Regions from separate parts of the Mus musculus genome. Here all the other regions are linked to region 1. Evidence: chromatin loops called from intact Hi-C (ENCODE). Cell type or tissue: left cerebral cortex. All regions are shown on one strand. Links, peaks and the distances in the headings refer to the core of each region. The heading gives the core; the rest is flanking DNA.

Region 1 (5,552 bases), core at 1,065-5,064:
GGAAAGTGGAGGCAGGAGAGTCAGAAATTCAAAATCATCTCTGACTGCATAGGAAGCCGTGGACCAGTCTGGTGTGTACACACACACACACACACACACAAGTCCGTGTCTTTCAAAAGTGTGATAAGACATCACACCGAGCCCCATGAACAAGGATCGGACGTCGTTTTAAAAATGATAAAGAGCTCTAATTTGACCAAACAAAAATCACCAGACCCAGCATCTCACCAGATGAGTCACCAAAGGAATGGCTGGCTGGCTGGCTGGCTGTGAAGTGTGCGGGGCAGAGCGTGGGGACCCGTGTCCTTCCTAATGGCTGGGAAAAGCCCGGAGAGCCACCGCGCTCGCTCGGGCCGACTGCTCTCAACGTCAATTAGACACTCGGTGCACGGAGCGTGGACCGACCGGAGCGGTCCGGGGCGGAGCACAGAGGTGCGGTAGCAGACGACGCCCCGGGATGCGGTAGCAGACGGCCCGGGATGCGGAGCCCGACCCGGTGCCCGAGGAGATGCACGACCCTGAGCAGGTGAGGCGGTTGCCCTGACGGCGAGCGGAGCGGACAGAAGCACCCCTGTACCCAGCGCGGGCCCCGGCCCCGCGCATCCCTCACCTCCTCAGACCCCGGCCCCCAGCGCCCCGCGTCTCCTCACACGCCCCGGCCCACGGCTCCTCGGACCCCGGCCCCGCCGCACTCACCGCCTTCTTCATGGTGGCCGCCATCTTGGACTGAACCACGGGGCGCGGGGGAAAACCACTCGGGCGTGCGTCACCCCCCGAGGTCCCTCTCGAGCCCTGCTGAGCCAGACTCCCCCCTAACGCACAGCACTATCTCAACACTGCTGCTATCTGTGTCTCTGAACTATAAATTCCCAGGGCAAGGACTCAGGAAAAAAAACTATGCCCTGGAAACACTTGGTATCTTCCAATTAAAGGGACAGGCAGCTTCCCTCTCGGCCGGCATAAATACCAAAAGCGGCCAATAGTCGGGCCCGAGATCCCAGCCACGGCCAGCAGGGGGAGCGCTGGGTACCACCCAGCTGTGTGGAATGGGAAGCTTAAGAAATTCTTTTTCCATTTATTCAACAACCTAGAGAGAAGCTAAGGAGGGTAAGGGCGTGGCTTCGGCAAAGTATTTGGTAAATCATTTGGTCAAGTATTTGCACTCAAGCATGGGGACCTGAGTTCGATCTACAGCCCCTACCACATAAAAACCCAGTGCTGGCGAAGCTACAAGCTGAAGGCCACTCTTGAAGTTGATCTTAGCTTGTATGCCACTGATCACTGCAGGGGACACTAGGGGATCAGCCAGGAATAGATGAAGCCAAAGGTAGGTGACACCCAAAAAGATCCAGAGCAGTGGTTCTCAATCTTCCTAGTGCTGAGACCCTTTAATACAGTTAAATGTTGTAGTGCCCCCCCCAACCATAAAAAGTAGTTTTGTTGCTACTTCATTATGTAAATTTGCTACGGTGCTGGGTCATAATGTCAATAAATATCTATTTTCTGATAGTATTAGGCGGCTTCTGTAAAGGGCTCCCGATCTATAGGTTGAGAACCACTGACCTAGAGCGCTATAACAAACTTAAATGCTTAGATAATAGCTTACTGGACGGTTGCTTGGCTATTTATATTTAGAGACAGGGTCTTGCAATGTAATCCTAGCTGTCCTGGAACTAGCTGTGTAGACCAAGCTGGCCTGAAACTCACAGAGATCTTCCTGCCTCTGCTCTCCAAGCGCTAGGATCAGAGGCGTGCTCCATCATGTGCAACTGAAATGAATTCTTTTATGTGTTTAAAATTAAATTGGTTCAGAAATATGTCTTCCACTCGCTCAAATATGTTAGCCTGGGAAGACTGCCCACACAGGGCCCAGTGGGCACCGAGCTTCCTTAGTAACCAGGGCCATTGTTAACTTCGGTAGCCAAGACTTTGCTCTCAGAAAGTCGGAGGTCTGAGGGCAGAAGAGCTTAGAGTATTGGGGTATGGGCCATTGTCTCATTTACCAAGGGACAGGGAGGACCAGGTGTGAGCCGCAGGACAGTAAAAGCACGGCTGGGCGCTCTTGCATCTCTGCCAGTCCCTCCTATGGCTTCAAGCACAAGGGCATGCCAAGGAGGGGAAGAGGGGCAGATCTCGCCTGTCTGCTTATGACGCAGTGGGTCTCAACCTTCCTAATGTGACCCTTTAATACAGTTCCTCACGTTGTGGTGACTCCCAACCATTAAATTATTTCATTGCTACTTTACAACAGTAATTTTGCTATTGTTATACATTGTAACGTAAATGCCAGACATGCAGGATGTCTGATACTTGACCTGGGTGGGAGGGCCATTCGACTTTCCAAAAGGATCACGGCCCACAGGTTGAGAACCGCTGTTCTAATGTATAATGCATGTGCCCATTTGGTTACAATCTATCTCCTATCGTTACAATGCAATCCTGCTCATTGCTTGCATACCATCAAGCCCTCTGGATATAATGAACTTGGACTCCACAGAGTGAAGTCCTAACACCCTCCTGAGGAAGGTTTGCCGTTTGCACTCTGCTACTTAGCAGTTGCACATACAGAGTCAAATCTCTGGACCTGGAATTACTACGGTGGCACCACTTTTGAGGAACTCATTTGTATATACCGCAAACCCCAGTCCTGAACTCTGTAACCCTTAGACCAGACTCAGAAGGGAGAGCTAGTGTCTGGCTGCAGTGGTCATGGAGAATCTGTAGTTAGTGGCATGTTGACTGGACCGAAAAGACACCAGACACTGGGGATGCTGCATGTCAAACAGATAAAGTACCCCGTCCCCCAGCACCTTGCTGTCTACTGACAGGAGACAGACCACAAACAACCCGTTAAATAAGGATAGTGTGTCAGAGAGGGTGGTTAGTGTAAATGTGGCTGACTGTCCCAGCAAGGGAAACACATGCAGCTTTCGTCAGGAGAACGCCACCAGAGAGGCACGAAAAAGAAAGAGAAAACAAATTCCATTGGAAGTGAATGTTGTCCAGGCTTGTCCTAGCTTTTAGACTGCGTCACACAGGGATGATGAGCATATTTGTCGTTTTGTGACAGTGTGTGTGCGCGTGCGTGTGCGCTCGCGCAAGTGCCCCTCCCCCAAGGTCCTGCGTTCCCTGGGGTTGAAGAGGAAAAGTCTGAGTGGCAGGAGCCACAGATCTCGCTAGCAGGAAGTAATTTGATCATCTGCCTGCAGGGGGCACCCAAGGACTATGACTGAATTCTCAGGCATCCAAGCCCATTTCCCAATGTTTTGGACGTCTTTTCATCTTATCCTGTTTGTATCTGACTCAAAGATGTTTGTAAGCTATTTTGTCCTGACAGGGTTTGAAATCCTCGTACCTCCCCACTGCACGTAGGACCGGTCAAACTAAAATTCCAAACCAAGGCGCGCCTCCCTCTCTGATCTTCGGGTAGCACTTTTCCCTGGAGAGACATGGACAAACATCTGCTCACCCTAGAAAGGAAAGCGATGATGGAACCAAGTAAGGATGCCACACGAGTTCAATTTAGTGAAACAATGAGTTTATCCCACCCGGGAGGGTGGGGGATGGGGTTACGTTCAGGAGTGTGAGGGGCCACTTGGAGGAACGTGGAGGAATCAAAGATACTCTTAGTCCAGTCAGCATGCCACCAAAATCCCCACTGACCACTGCAGTCAGGCACTAGTTCTTTCATCTGACAGCTCCCAGAATGGGAAGGACACAGGCCTCTTGGATGAAAAGGCCAGACCCCTCTCCAGGCATAGAACCTTCCAGCACCTTGCTTGACATTGGACTTGTTCACCTCCACAACTGTGCGAAGTTCATCTCTGTTGCTTAGGAATTACCAATAACCGGGTCGCGGGGTTCCTTGTTACAGCGGCACCAACTTACTGATCCACTTCTCTTAAACACTTTCACCCCTGCAAGCGACTCTATAGCTCTCTGCCCGTTTCCTTGGGAGCTATTTCTCTTCTGCTAAGCCAGGGGCACCAAGGGAAGCCGATCTTGCCTGCTCATTAATGGGTAAACTGATGTATGGACAATTAAATGGCGGCATATTTAAGGACTAGAGAGTATTGTGAGATACGAGATAGCTGCTGGTGCATTTGTTCAGTAACAGTGTTCCAGAGCCCATATTCGTGTTCGCATTTCTTCTTCCTGTGCCTAATATCAAACGCCTCGCATAAACTGTAGCTCTGTGGGCCCGTCTCCTGAATAACTGCATTTTGTCACCAGGTGGCGCCATGACTCCAAATTTTAGCTTTTCTTCTGTGCAAAGCCTTAGGAACCGGCCCAAAGGACATGCAGTCTAGTAAGCCACACTCTGGGCCAAATATATAGTCATCTCTTGCGAGTTTCAAGTTGTAATTTTTCCTAGAAGAGGTAGATCTTGTTTTCAAAGATATCCTGAATATATGGATTTTTAGATTTTTATGGAATAGACCGTTTACTGGGCTAAGCATTAAAACTTAAGTGTTAGAGTGTTTGACTGGCATCCATAATGCTTTGAATTCGGTCCCCAGAACAACAAAAAGACCGGGGGGGGGGGCGGGCAAACCATTACCTAATCTGTTAACATTAGTGGTACCCGGCCCTGCAATTTTGACATTGAGAAAGAAGTCATTATTTAGAATCAGAAGCTGTTGCCGGATACCAGTTCCCTGGAGTGATCGATCCATCCAGTGGGGATACGTTCAGAACTGTGTGTCTTCTCACTGAGCTGGGCACCCTCCTCACAGGGCCGCTGCTCACAAACGGGTCTGATACGCGCTGAAGTGGACAGCTTAGATATTTATGATCGTCTAAAGCACTTTGGATATCTTCCTAGGTCTCACTCTTACCTCTCCACTCCAGAAGTCAGACCTCAGCTTACCTTTAAAGATGAAGCCAATCAGATTCGCCAACACAGTACAGGCCCAGATCAAGCCAATCAGATTCAGCGGTGCAATGAAAGCATCCAGTAAAAACCTCGAGGGTGAGGGTGCTGCAGAGAATGGATTCTCAGAGGTCAGAGCATTGTGGGACCAGGAGCTCTCTGAAGCCACAATGAAAATGTACTGACTTTGATGAGCTGATTGGGGGGGGGGGGGGAGGAATGTAGGAGCCATCTATCAATCGAGGAGACCTCAGTGTCCTTCCATGAGTTTTGTGGTCATTGCATGCTCCAACCGCAGAATCTGTGCTCTTTCAGGCATCGTTTCCCCAGTTCCTCTGACGAATCCTGCTGGAGGATATCGTGCTGCTTGTGGCGTGAAGAAATTTATTGATATGTAGTAAAAAGTTACTCCTTAAAACTCCAGCCAAGAAAATCAAGAAGACTGGGGGAATGTGGCAATGTCGTTGAGGTTACAGTGGGGTGAGGATAAACACCTCACTCCGGGGTGAAATTCCATCTAAAGAAAAAAGAGCCCCCTCTGAAGGTTGCTACAGCGCATGCGTACACTTTGCCGGCGCTCATGCTTCCTGCTTTATAAACCCCACACTGGAGGAACATGTGCGGTTTTGTAAGTGTAAGGTGGACATGGGTCATGATGAGGAGTGACAGACTGAGACCG
Region 2 (5,552 bases), core at 960-4,959, 58 kb after region 1:
ACCGTGTGTGACTGGTTCCATGTGCTCCAGTCCATCAGTTGAATGTAGGCATAGATAGGACACATTTGGCTAACAGGGATATTACTCTCATCAGATGCACAGTCCCTGAGGTTTGTGATGGGATTTTGGTACTGCTCAACAAGAAGAAACTGTCTCAAAGAGGAACAGTATTTAGTGAGTGTAACTGAGACCAAGCACACAGTAACTTAAACATTAGAGTAATGGAGGAGGCTGGGTTAGTTCTGCTCCTCTCCTGTGTCCATGTGGCTCCTTAGGATGGCAGTGCCCCTTTAAACTTCAGTGTTCTTAGATGCTGCGGCTGTGTGGAATCTTAGCCTTCCTTCTATGCTCAGGCCCATAGTTACCTGGCAGCAGATATGCCTGATTCAGTATACAAGGAGCCATGTATGCTCACAGTCAGCTATTGGATGGAACACAGGGTCCCCAATGGAGGAGCTAGAGAAAGTACTCAAGGAGCTGAAGGGGTCTGCAACTCTATAGGAAGAACAACAATATGAACTAATCAGTAACCCCAGAGCTCGTGTCCCTAGCTGCATATGTAGCAGAAGATGGCCTAGTCGACCATCACTGGGAAGAGAGGCCCCTTGGTCTTGCAAACTTTATATGCCCAGTACAGGGAAATGCCAGGGCCAAGAAGCGGGAATGGGTGGGTAGGGGAGCAGGGCGGGCGGGGGGGGGGGGAGGGTATAGGGGACTTTTGGGATAGATTTGAAATGTAAATGAAGAAAAGATCTAATAAAAATTTAAAAAAGAAAGACTACATAGTCTTGAAAACTAGTTTTAGAAATGAAAACAAATATTTAATTTAGTAAACAATAAAAATTTAAAAAAAAGATGTTTGGAATTTATGGTTCTATATTATGTCAGAAAGGAATGCATTTTGTGCCTTCCAAACAACCAATTTCTGTCAATACTGCTGTTAGTATACATTGCTTTTCCATATATTCTGAGATCTCATCCCGGATGTGTTATTTGTTACATTGATCTATTTATCTCATTTTATATTAATATTAACTTGATTTGATCATGGTGACTTAATTACTATTCCCATCACTTAGCGAGGAAAATCCCCCTTCAGTGTTCTTATTTTTCAGAAATTTCTTGTCTACTCATTTGACCCAATTCTGAAAGGAGGAAGAAAGGACTGGAGGAATCTTAGCTGATTGCATTAAATTTATCTCTTAATTTTGGGAGATTCAGCATTAAAAAAAAAGGGGAGCCATTTGCCGCCCCAAAAGGAGAGGAGGGGAGGGGGGAAAGGAGGGGGAGAGGAAGGGGAGTCTAGTGTCACCTCAAATCCCCCTCTCTTTTTGATTTATAGCAAGTTCAAGGTTCAGGCTGGCTCGCAGAGAGACCTCAGACAAATGGGGAGGGTGGAGGTATCGTTCTTTGATTTGGGGAGCATGTCTTAGGCTAGTGCTTTGCAGCTGTGCCCACATGCACACCTCCATTCTAGTTCATCCCTGTGCGTGTTATAGACAGGGACCACTGGGGACCCAGAGGGAGGATTGTAGCCCAGGACTTCAGGACTTCTAGGTGGAAAAAACAGAAGCTGTGTTCTGCTGACAGCTGTCTTGAGAGAAGTATGCTGTCACCTGGGGTGGGGGTGGGGGTGCTGAGGGCTGTTCTGAGGGCAGTGGGTGGGACAGATGGACGATGGCAGGCCATACATTGGGCAAGTGTCTAGATCTAGAACACACACACATCTACACCTCACGTGGGCCGAGCTGCCTCTCCTCTATCCCGGGTGAAGTTAGACTAAGGCCCATGGAGCCCAGCAATCTGCACAGAGCTTGGGGTAAGGTTTTTGGCTTGTGTGGGAACACAGCGTTTGGGAATGCACACAGGGTGCAGGAGAGCATGGCCAGGTTAGCTAACAACACCATGAGTTGGTCCTTGGATACCTTCTTTTAACAAATGGTTTCCCATCGGCCTGGAACCTATCACCCAGCCCAGGACCCTTAAGCACCACCCCTCCTTGCAGCCCAGGGTTTATAGGCACTCACTGTCACACACAGCTTTCTACACAAGTTGTGGGCATCTGAAGTCAAGTCCGCACACTGGCAATGCAAGCACTTAATGGGCTGGGGCCGATCTCCTTCCCCATGAGCCCTGTTTATTCAGAAACCTTGACAGACTTGGGAGGCACAAGGTATTGTAATCAGCTCACTGCTCGCAACGGGATATGGCTCTATCTTGTAACCCTCACTACCAAGCTTCTAGCCACCCCAGCACCCTTCCCTCAGCACTCGGGGAGGACTCCGCAGCCTCTGTGCCTAAAGCCTTCCAGAGTTAACATCCTTAGTGCAGACAGAAGGGAAGTTTGTATTGTATCTAAGGCGTCAGGAGAGTTGAATTCTCCTTTGAGTTCAGGCCAAGTATAGCTAACTATTGTCCTGCCTTTCATAACGACAGTAACAAGACACAGGCTTGCTGTCACAGACGCTGTCAACCATTTAACACAGCATTTAACGCTCAGAAACTTAAACTACTGGGATGTTTCTTGTAATCTTAAGCGTGAAGTCCGGGTCCAGGAATCTCCTAGGAGATGAGGCTGGTGCAGGGTGCCGACCTCTTAGAACCAGGGCAATAGCCTGAACGTTCCCTTAGACTGGTTCTATCACATTATCTGATAAGTACAGCGACTGTTTATTCGAGGCTCACAACTATAAGGGGTTTGTTGTTCATTAACTTCAGTCCCGGTCCTGACCACCGAAAAATGTGGTCCCGCTGCGCCACCTGCTGACAATGTCAGAAAGTACATGTGGTGTCTGGATCCTGTTTAAGAATGGCTGAGGCAAATATATACCCAAGCAAACACAGGGCCCTGTTGGACACTGCCAGGTTGTTCACTTGTGTTCCCTGAGGATATTAATGGATAGGTTGTGTTTTTAAAATAAGCTCTTTGGGCCAGTGATGTGGATCAGTGAGTGGCTAAAGGCGCTTGCCTCCAAACCTGAGTATGATCCCAACCCCCTATGAATTGACCTCTGAGAGCACACACACATACGCACTGAATAAATGAATAAATAAACAAGCAAACCAGCTTCCTGGTCCTCACCAGAGGTGCCTGGCCTGTTGCAGTCAGTGAGTACTTAACACCTGCAATGCACCAGGGACCTTTGACACATGAACGCCACTGCTCCCTGCTTCCAATGGGGAATGTAGGCACAGAGATTTCAAGTAACTTGTCACAAGTCACACAGCCAAAAGTGTCAAGGACAAGATCCCAACCAAGTAACCTTGGCCAGAGATCCTGCTCTAAACCTCTGTGCCGTTCGACCTCCCAAAAAAGCAAAAGTAGCTATAAAAGGTACCTACTAAGTAACTTTTTACTTAACTCAACCTTCCAGGGAGGGTAGTTCTAAAAGGTACAAGCTTTTCTGTCCCATCTCTTTGCAAAGCTCCATACTATACTGTTTCACTATGCTTAGAAATCAGGCAGCAAGTATTGGCCTGCATGAGTAGTGAATTCAGGGAAGTGAACATTTTCTTCCACATCAAGGAACAAACAGGCCATGACCTCATAATGCTGCTTCCTAAGGCGTGGGCACTCCTTCTGAGAACTGTTTCTCCAGCACCCATGAAGGGCAGCGGCTTGGCTCCAAGAATATGTTGTCCATGTAGAGAAACTACTTAGAATAAATTCTTGCATTCAAGAAAGGGATAATGAGTTGGATATAGTCTTTGAGCTTTTAAGGCCACAGATAGGAGAAGGCAAGCCTTAATTTGGGTATAGTCTTTGAGCTTTTAAGGCCACAGATAGGAGAAGGCAAGCCTTAATTTTAAGGCAGTCCTCATGATACCAGGACATTTACATTACCACACACAAAAAGAACGCTAAAGGCAGATCAAGTTCAAGCCACAAATGTCTTCAACAGGGGCACTGTTCTCCTGGGAAGGCTGAGGAGTGAATGTAAAACTTGCCCAAATCATATCTAGAAATGGCACTTCATGTTTTTCTCTCTGACTAGTTGCACCATGGGGTTATGCACCCATAAGCCAACTGAGGGAAGGATACACAGATCTGCAATGGAAGGCACGTGGTGATTTACACATGCTTGCTTTAAAACCACACACAGTGTCCTGTTTCTGCATGCCATCTAATCTTGGGTAATATCCACCCCCTGCTGATTAGCTAGCCTGCTTTGCAGTCTCATCCCGGAACCAGAGAGAAAGAAAGAAGAGTGGATAAGGCCCCTTCCTCCAGAGAATCTTAGCCTTGGACACACATAGAAAGACCCAGGAGACTTTAAGTAACAAGAAGTATGGCTGCCCAGACACAGGTATGGATTCTCAATACCTAGGAGGACTGCTCACTGCTCCATGAAGCAGGCATTGTGAAGCCCTGAGTCGACAGCACCTCTGTCTCCCATAAGAAGCCTCCATGCTGTCTTGGGGATATGCAGAAACTTCTCTTTGGGGCCTTGGGGTATAAGGCCTTATCCAGGGAAGTGAAGAGTCTGGATACAGAGAACTTGTAACACCCCCAAGCTTTCTTGGGTGTGTTAATACAAAATTTCTACATTAAACCCGAATATGACAGCATATGTCCTCACTAAGTAAAGAACTCATGGGGCAAACATTTACTTCTCCATTTCTGCAGGCCGAACCCTGATTGTTTTCCCAGGCAGCGATACATCTGCCGTAGGGGATGATGGAGCTTGCCTCAAGCCAGCTTTCGCGTGTTGTGACACGCTGAGGCAGACAACTGCTAGTAAGCTTCTCCTATCCTGGCGAATCCCCAGGCAAGGATGTTCAAGGCCTGGCTACAGGTGCCAGTAACTCTAAGTGGGGACACAGAGAACCATATACAGATATGATTTTCAGCTACAGATCATAAATATAATCCCCAGAGCTTTACAGTTTTCCTCATCATTTAGTTTGGAAGAGAATCTGACAGTGACTTTTATGGTTTGGTTTGATTTTATTTTTTTTTAAAGATTTATTTATTTATTATATGTAAGTACACTGTAGCTGTCTTCAGACACTCCAGAAGAGGGCATCAGATCTTGTTACGGATGGTTGTGAGCCACCATGTGGTTGCTGGGATTTGAACTCTGGACCTTCGGAAGAGCAGTCGGGTGCTCTTACCCACTGAGCCATCTCACCAGCCCCTTGGTTTGATTTTATATAGGGTCTCAATAGGTAGCTCAGGTTGGTCTTGAACTCAGTCCTTTTGCCTTGGTCTCCCAAGTGTTGGTGTTACAGATATACGCTTCCATACCCAGCTTAACAGTGTGTATCTATGTAAATGTATATGTGTGTATGTGTGTGTGTGTGTGTCTATGTATATGTATATGTGTTTGTATGTCTGTGTGTTTGTGTGTCTGTCTGTCTGTCTATGTGTGTATGTGTGTGTGTATGTGTCTATGTGTATGTGTCTCTGTGTGTGTCTGTGTGTATGTATATGTGTGTCTGTGTATATGTATGCATGTGTATATGTGAGTGTGGGCACATACACACCACAACACATTTGTAGAGCTCAGAAGACAACCTTGGGTACTGGCCCTCCCCTTCCACCTCCTTTG
Region 3 (5,552 bases), core at 960-4,959, 380 kb after region 1:
TGCTGCCTGCAGTTTTTCTGGTTTTCCTGTCCTTCACACTGAGTTCTTTTGAGCGTCTGCGCCGTTTCTGCAGCAGCTCCGGGGATTTCGTTTCCAAGCTGTTTCTCTATATCTGTTCCACAGTGAAATAAATACTTGGGAAAGACTGTACATTTCATCTGCACTTCCAATTAGGACTTAGTCTCAAGAAAGATAATTTCTGTAGATGTATATACAGAAAACCAGACTTGCTCTTGTTTTTGTTAGATTTTCGGATACAGGAAAGGATCTGGATAGAAAATCAGATGTTAGTTTAAGGAAGCGGCCTGCTAACACTAAGATGAAATCAGAGATAATGGCGAGTGAGTTTATAAGCGCACTTTGGGAAATAGGTCTTGTGTGTGTGTAGGGGGGTGGTGGTGGTGTTTTGGAACTGTGAAAAAGACGAGAGGTGGCTGAGGTTTGTCGGGTACAGGATGTGGATTGGGACCTGAGTTTGGCTACACGTGCAGATCCCAGCAGCAGGGACGGAAAAACCGGGTCCCACTCTGCGTGGCTGCGTCCTCCGGCACCTGATTCCTTTAGAGGTAGCGCAGCCTGGGAAGTGAGTGATGGCGAAGCTGGGCTCCGCGTGGGCGGGGCCAAGGCCGTGGAGACCAACGTTCGATTTTTCAGTTTCCACTTCGCCCAGGAGTGGGGAGTTCTTAGCTGCTTATTACGAAACCAAACGTCCCTCGGGTTCTTCTGTGACTTTCCGACTTTTAATTGTGTCCCAAATCAACGCGAGGCACGAGCCTCCGCATTCTAAGGCAGGAATTCCGATCTCTCCATGTCCCTTGGAAAACACGGTATGTGTTTGCAAGCTCAGCCGTCACTGGCAGAATTTTGCAACGATTTCCCAGTTTTGTTGGCACGTCTCCAGGAGGGAAGGTTCTTTGTAATTCTTTGCTCAGACATCAGGATCTCATACAAACCTCTTAGCAGATAGATCAGGGAAGGCAAATCCCTTTCAATTTTAAGAGCTACAACATAGTAAGTCCCCCTCCCCCTTATTTGTGGTGGTGGGAGGAGAGGGATGAGAAACAGTAACAGACCATCTGATGCCAAAATGGCTTAACAGAGTATGGCTTTGTGAGGGCATGGAGAACCGCCCCCCCCCTCCCTTTCTTCCTTTACTCTGAAAATAACTCAGTAGCTACAAGGTCTGAGAGCCCGAGTCTCATTGTTCTTAGCCAAATGATTGTTTGTCAAAATATTTGATTGTTTCCCTGTTGCTGCTGAGACGTTTGGACTTTCCTTTCTGTCCCATCTCCACACTAGGGTTTTTAACTATCAGCTATTGTGTTTACAGTATTCAAGGCTTCAGAGTGCAAAGGTTATCCATTAACATGGGGACTGAAGCTCAACCTCTATCCACTTTACTTGGTCATAGTTTTCTTTGTTTTATAGCAAAGCTCCCCTCCCTCGTTTTTTTTTTTTTTTTTTAATTTGGGGGGGTCAAAGTTAAATGAAGTCTTCTGCTTATGAATGCTTGCTGAGCTGTTGCGTTTTGATCGTGAATATTTATAAGGCTTTAACCTTATAAATATTATAGTTTATGATATTTATAGGGTAAATATAATACTTTAGAGAAAGATATTAATCTGTGGTGAGAAAAGGAACCCTAGTACTAAAAATGATCAATATCTTCTGGGCTTGGATGAGAATCAGGGCTGGCTTAAGGATCTACTTCCAGCGATGCTAATTAATTGTGAGTAAGTAATTGATTCACTTCCTTTGAAAAAAAAGACTAACGAGACCATATGTGGGTTGGTAGTTCTATGTAAAATGACAGCAAAAACATTCTACAAGGCAGGTTCTTGCCCCTTGCTAAGCTGTCTTCTTGAATTCTTCTTCCTATTTATTAAGGACTGCGTTGCTTACCAGTTCCGGTCGGTTCTTTTTTGTCCCGTTCCCCCCCAACCCCCACGCTTCTTTTTGATTTAGGAAATGGGTATGTATGCTTTTCTTGATGTTTTCCCACTTTTTGATACACCGAGGGCCAGCTTGAAAAAGAAACAAACAAGTTGACTGTTCGGTGTTAAGCAATAAATCTATTTTACATTTGAGTTCATTTGCATTTTGGAGCAGAAAAATTATTGGATGTGATTGTGGCCGCCATAGTTCCTCCCTGGGGCTTGCTTAAAACGGGACATCAGTCCCAGGCCTTTGGAGTCAAACCTTTTCCTGTCTTATCTTCTTTCATCTTTAATACGAGTCAGGAACAAAACAGAAGGGAAACGCTTTAAGTGAGATGGGCATAAAGAAGTGTGTGGTTTTTGTTTTTGAGCACACTTTTAAGCCTAGTTTCACTCAAATGAATTTCTCTGCAAACTAAGATTTATTAGGTACCAAGTCCAAATTCAGATATGAAACTATAATAGAAACACAAGCCCAGGGTGTTAAGGAAGAAATAAAAAGGCTTTTTGAAGATAACAATTTAAGAGAAAATTTATTCTTTTTAGGTCTCGGACCTTCCTCACATTGACTCTCTGAAAGTGTTAACCTTCACAACACCTCAGAACACCGCTATCCTGTGAGCTCCCGAAGCCAGTGGCAAGGTTGGTTTATTTTTAAATTTTTATTATTATTATTGTTGTTGTTCGTGATTCTGGGCGACCGGGGAGTTGGGCAACCGGCCCCTCCCCTCCTCTTCCCTCCCCTCCCGGGGCGCACCTTGCAAGGGAGGGGGAGGCGGCGAGGGAGGACTGGCTGTGCGCCTGCGTGCTGCGTTTGCAGCCCCCCCCTCCATCCCCAGAATACCTGTCACTGGAACCGCCCGGGCGCGAGCGCGCCACGTTAGGCCGGATGGCGGGACACGGCGCGGGGCGCGCGTGCGCGGGAGCCCACGGGGTGGGAGTGGGGTGCGCGCGCCGCTCCGCGGGGCTCGCGCCTCGGGGGGTCCGAGGGGGGCGTGGCCCGCAGCGGTGGGCGGGTCGGGGACGCGCTTGCGCACACGCGCGGTCACAGAGGGGGCGTGGCCGGGGGCGGGGCGTCAGGCGGCGCGGCCGGGGGGGAGGGCGCAACAGCTGCTGCGAGCACTTTCTGCCCCAACAGTCCCCCCGCCGGACGCCGGCCGCCCGCCCGCCCGCGCAGGGACCCCGCGCCTGCACTGTCCCCGCGCGGACGAGTAGGGGGCGCCCGCGCCGCTCCCTCGCCCCGCGCCGGAGGTGAGCCCGGCCCCCCGGAGCCTCTGTGGGGGTGGGGGTCCCGGCGCCCGCGGCCGTGGGAGGCGGGCATGGCGCGGCCCCGTCCCGGTCCCCGCGCCGTCGGGGCTAGCGGCAGACGCACAAAGGCCGCGCCGCCTCTGCCGCTCCTTCAGCCCCGCGGCTGGGCGGTGCAGCCGGACGGCCGCAGGTAAAGGGGCGCCGGGGCCGCGTCCCCACGGCTGCGGCCGCGCGTGGGGCTGGGAGGGACGGCCGAGACAATGGCCTGCCCGGCGCGGCGTGGCCGTCGGGGGTCCGGGCCCCTGCGGGAGCTGCGTCCTGCCAACCAAGGAAGGTGTTCGGTTTCACTCCCAAACTTAGAACGTCCCGCAAACTCCCGTGGGAAGTTCGTGCGGGTTGGCGGGAGGCGGCACCGCACATCCGAGGGCGCCGCCCCGTGCGCCTCAGTTTAGCCTCAACGCGAGCGGGCGCGCAGTGAAGGGCGCCCCCGCCTCAGACCCTCGGCGCACGGGAAGCGCATTCTTGGGCGGGGAGGGTGGGGGTGGGGACAGCGGGCGGGGATTTTTCCCGAAAGGTTTGCTTCCTGAAGTGAGCCGAAGTCCCGGGGGCCCACTTCTGGGACCCCCAGTGGGGGCCGGTCCGCACTCACACAGTAGTAGAAACTTTTAAACTTTTTATTGTTTGGGTCGGGGGCTCGGGGTGGTCGTTCCCAACCTTAAGGGCTGTGTCCTGTGAGCCTTAGTTTCTTTCTCTGAGAAACAGGCATTCCTGAGCATGCGTTGATTAAGGGGCACCAGCTTGGGGTCCAGGGCTGTAGGGCACCATGTGTACCCCAGGATCCCGTGGCCAGTTTCCTGGTTTGGGATGGGTTGGAGCCATTAAGTTGTATGTTTTAAGAGGCCTAGGTCTGATTTAGTTCAGGTTGATTCAATTATGTCTTCATCCCTTTTGAGGTGGTTGAATAACTTGACATGAGATTAAGGCCAACAAAAGAGGAGGCAGGGTAGCCACAGCTGCTGGCCATGCCTGGCAACTAGGTAGGGGCCTCAGGGGGCCTTTCACCTCTCTTTGTAAGAGAAAAACGTCCACAGCCTTCTTGACTACTTTTCCCAGAGTAAATCGACCACCTTGGTACCAAATTGGATATCAGATGTTAAGTTTTTGTTTCGAGAAGGATTAGTAACAGGTCTAGTTTCAAAAAAAAAATTTTTTTTTTTTTTTTGTAGTGACAAGTGCAGAGAACTAACCTTACTGCTTTCTGTCTGGGGAGTGTATCTATCAGACCACTAGTTGGTGCTTAGTTACTGTGCTGAGAACTTTTAAGGTGTGTCCTTACTGGTAGATGACTTTTCCCCCTCCTGCTGGAGAAGTCGTATTTATTTTAGATACTGTTTTTTCAAACCTGTGGAGCCTGGTGGTATATTTAGGCTATCTGGTTATTTTGGTTTTAATTTTGAATCCTGATTTGATTGAGTCCCTCCACCATGCTGCCAGCTTTCCAGTTATGTAAGTATAAAATCCAAGAGGCAGTGACCTCTGAAGACTGAGTTGTGGATAGTTAGCATTAGTCATCCCTGGGAACTTCCATATTTTGGCTCTTTAGACTGCACCTTGGTCTGTGTGCAGGAGGAGGAAGCAGGGGGAAGACCTGACTGGAGGAAGGCCACGTTTCTTTACTCCTTTCATCCTCACTCCATCTCCACACTTTGCAGTGTGATTTCCTTTAGTGGGATAACTGGCAGATTGAAAAGATCGACACTCCCTGATTGTCTTGGCTTCGCATTATCCCCTTTCACTTCTTACTTTAAAAAAGGAACTAAGATACCACTTAGAAAAGTTTTCCCTTTATGCTGAAGAATCTATTTTAATAATAGCTCTCTCTCTTTTTCTCCCCTCCCAGGTGGTAGGGGAGGGAGAGGGGGAGAGAAAGTTCTGACTCTGGCTTCTTCACGGGGGAGGGATTTGCATTTTCTTTGTTAGCCTCCATTTTTGGCAGAGAAACTTGGGGTGGATAGGAGCCCCTAATCCTTTCCAGTGGGCTTGTTTTGGAGGAAATCTGAAAATAAGACATAATCATCAAGTCTCTTATAAACTGATGAAATAATTGAGGCCTACAGTGGCCCTCGTGACTCAGGCTCTGTCTCCTGGCAGATAAGTGCTAATCACTTTTCTCCCTCAACATCACTTGAGTAGGAAATGCTGTTTTGCCACAGCAGGGCTGCCATCCCCCACCCAGGAGCCCTCTTCATTCGGAGCTGCCTGATTAGAGCTGGGGTTCCAGATGAGCTCCTTTTTCACCTTATCAAATGGCAGGCTTTTCCTCACTCGTTCCAAACATGATATTGGTTGACAAGAACTTTGGAGTAG

What was found. Peaks named below come from ENCODE experiments on the same cell type or tissue, not always from the same donor. Only the 100,000 strongest peaks of a DNase experiment are listed, where the experiment ranks them.
Region 2: a loop joins it to region 1, with 7 times the contacts of the local background. A loop is called at or near these places in 38 of 42 quality-filtered maps.
Region 3: a loop joins it to region 1, with 5 times the contacts of the local background. A loop is called at or near these places in 4 of 42 quality-filtered maps.

The regions. Positions count from the first base shown.
Region 1 is chr2:170,506,614-170,512,165 of GRCm38, reverse strand. It overlaps Gm16796 (predicted gene, 16796), which reads left to right and starts at 239. Exons shown (of 3, transcript NR_040367.1): 1 at 239-1,327. It overlaps Pfdn4 (prefoldin 4), which reads right to left and starts at 936. Exons shown (of 4, transcript NM_001110152.2): 1 at 697-936. The coding sequence starts at 720. In left cerebral cortex, for the core only: CTCF peaks have their summits at 3,205 (motif pointing right) and 4,232 (motif pointing right); DNase peaks (open chromatin) are centred at 3,199 and 4,236; H3K4me3 peaks cover 261 bases.
Region 2 is chr2:170,448,322-170,453,873 of GRCm38, reverse strand. No RefSeq gene overlaps it. Among named protein-coding and RNA genes, the nearest start is that of Gm34608, 19 kb to the left of the region's middle. In left cerebral cortex, for the core only: a CTCF peak has its summit at 2,776 (motif pointing left); a DNase peak (open chromatin) is centred at 2,760.
Region 3 is chr2:170,128,684-170,134,235 of GRCm38, reverse strand. It overlaps Zfp217 (zinc finger protein 217), which reads left to right and starts at 3,016. Exons shown (of 6, transcript NM_001033299.3): 1 at 3,016-3,188. In left cerebral cortex, for the core only: a CTCF peak has its summit at 3,136; DNase peaks (open chromatin) are centred at 2,813, 2,930 and 4,056; H3K4me3 peaks cover 2,277 bases; H3K27ac peaks cover 674 bases.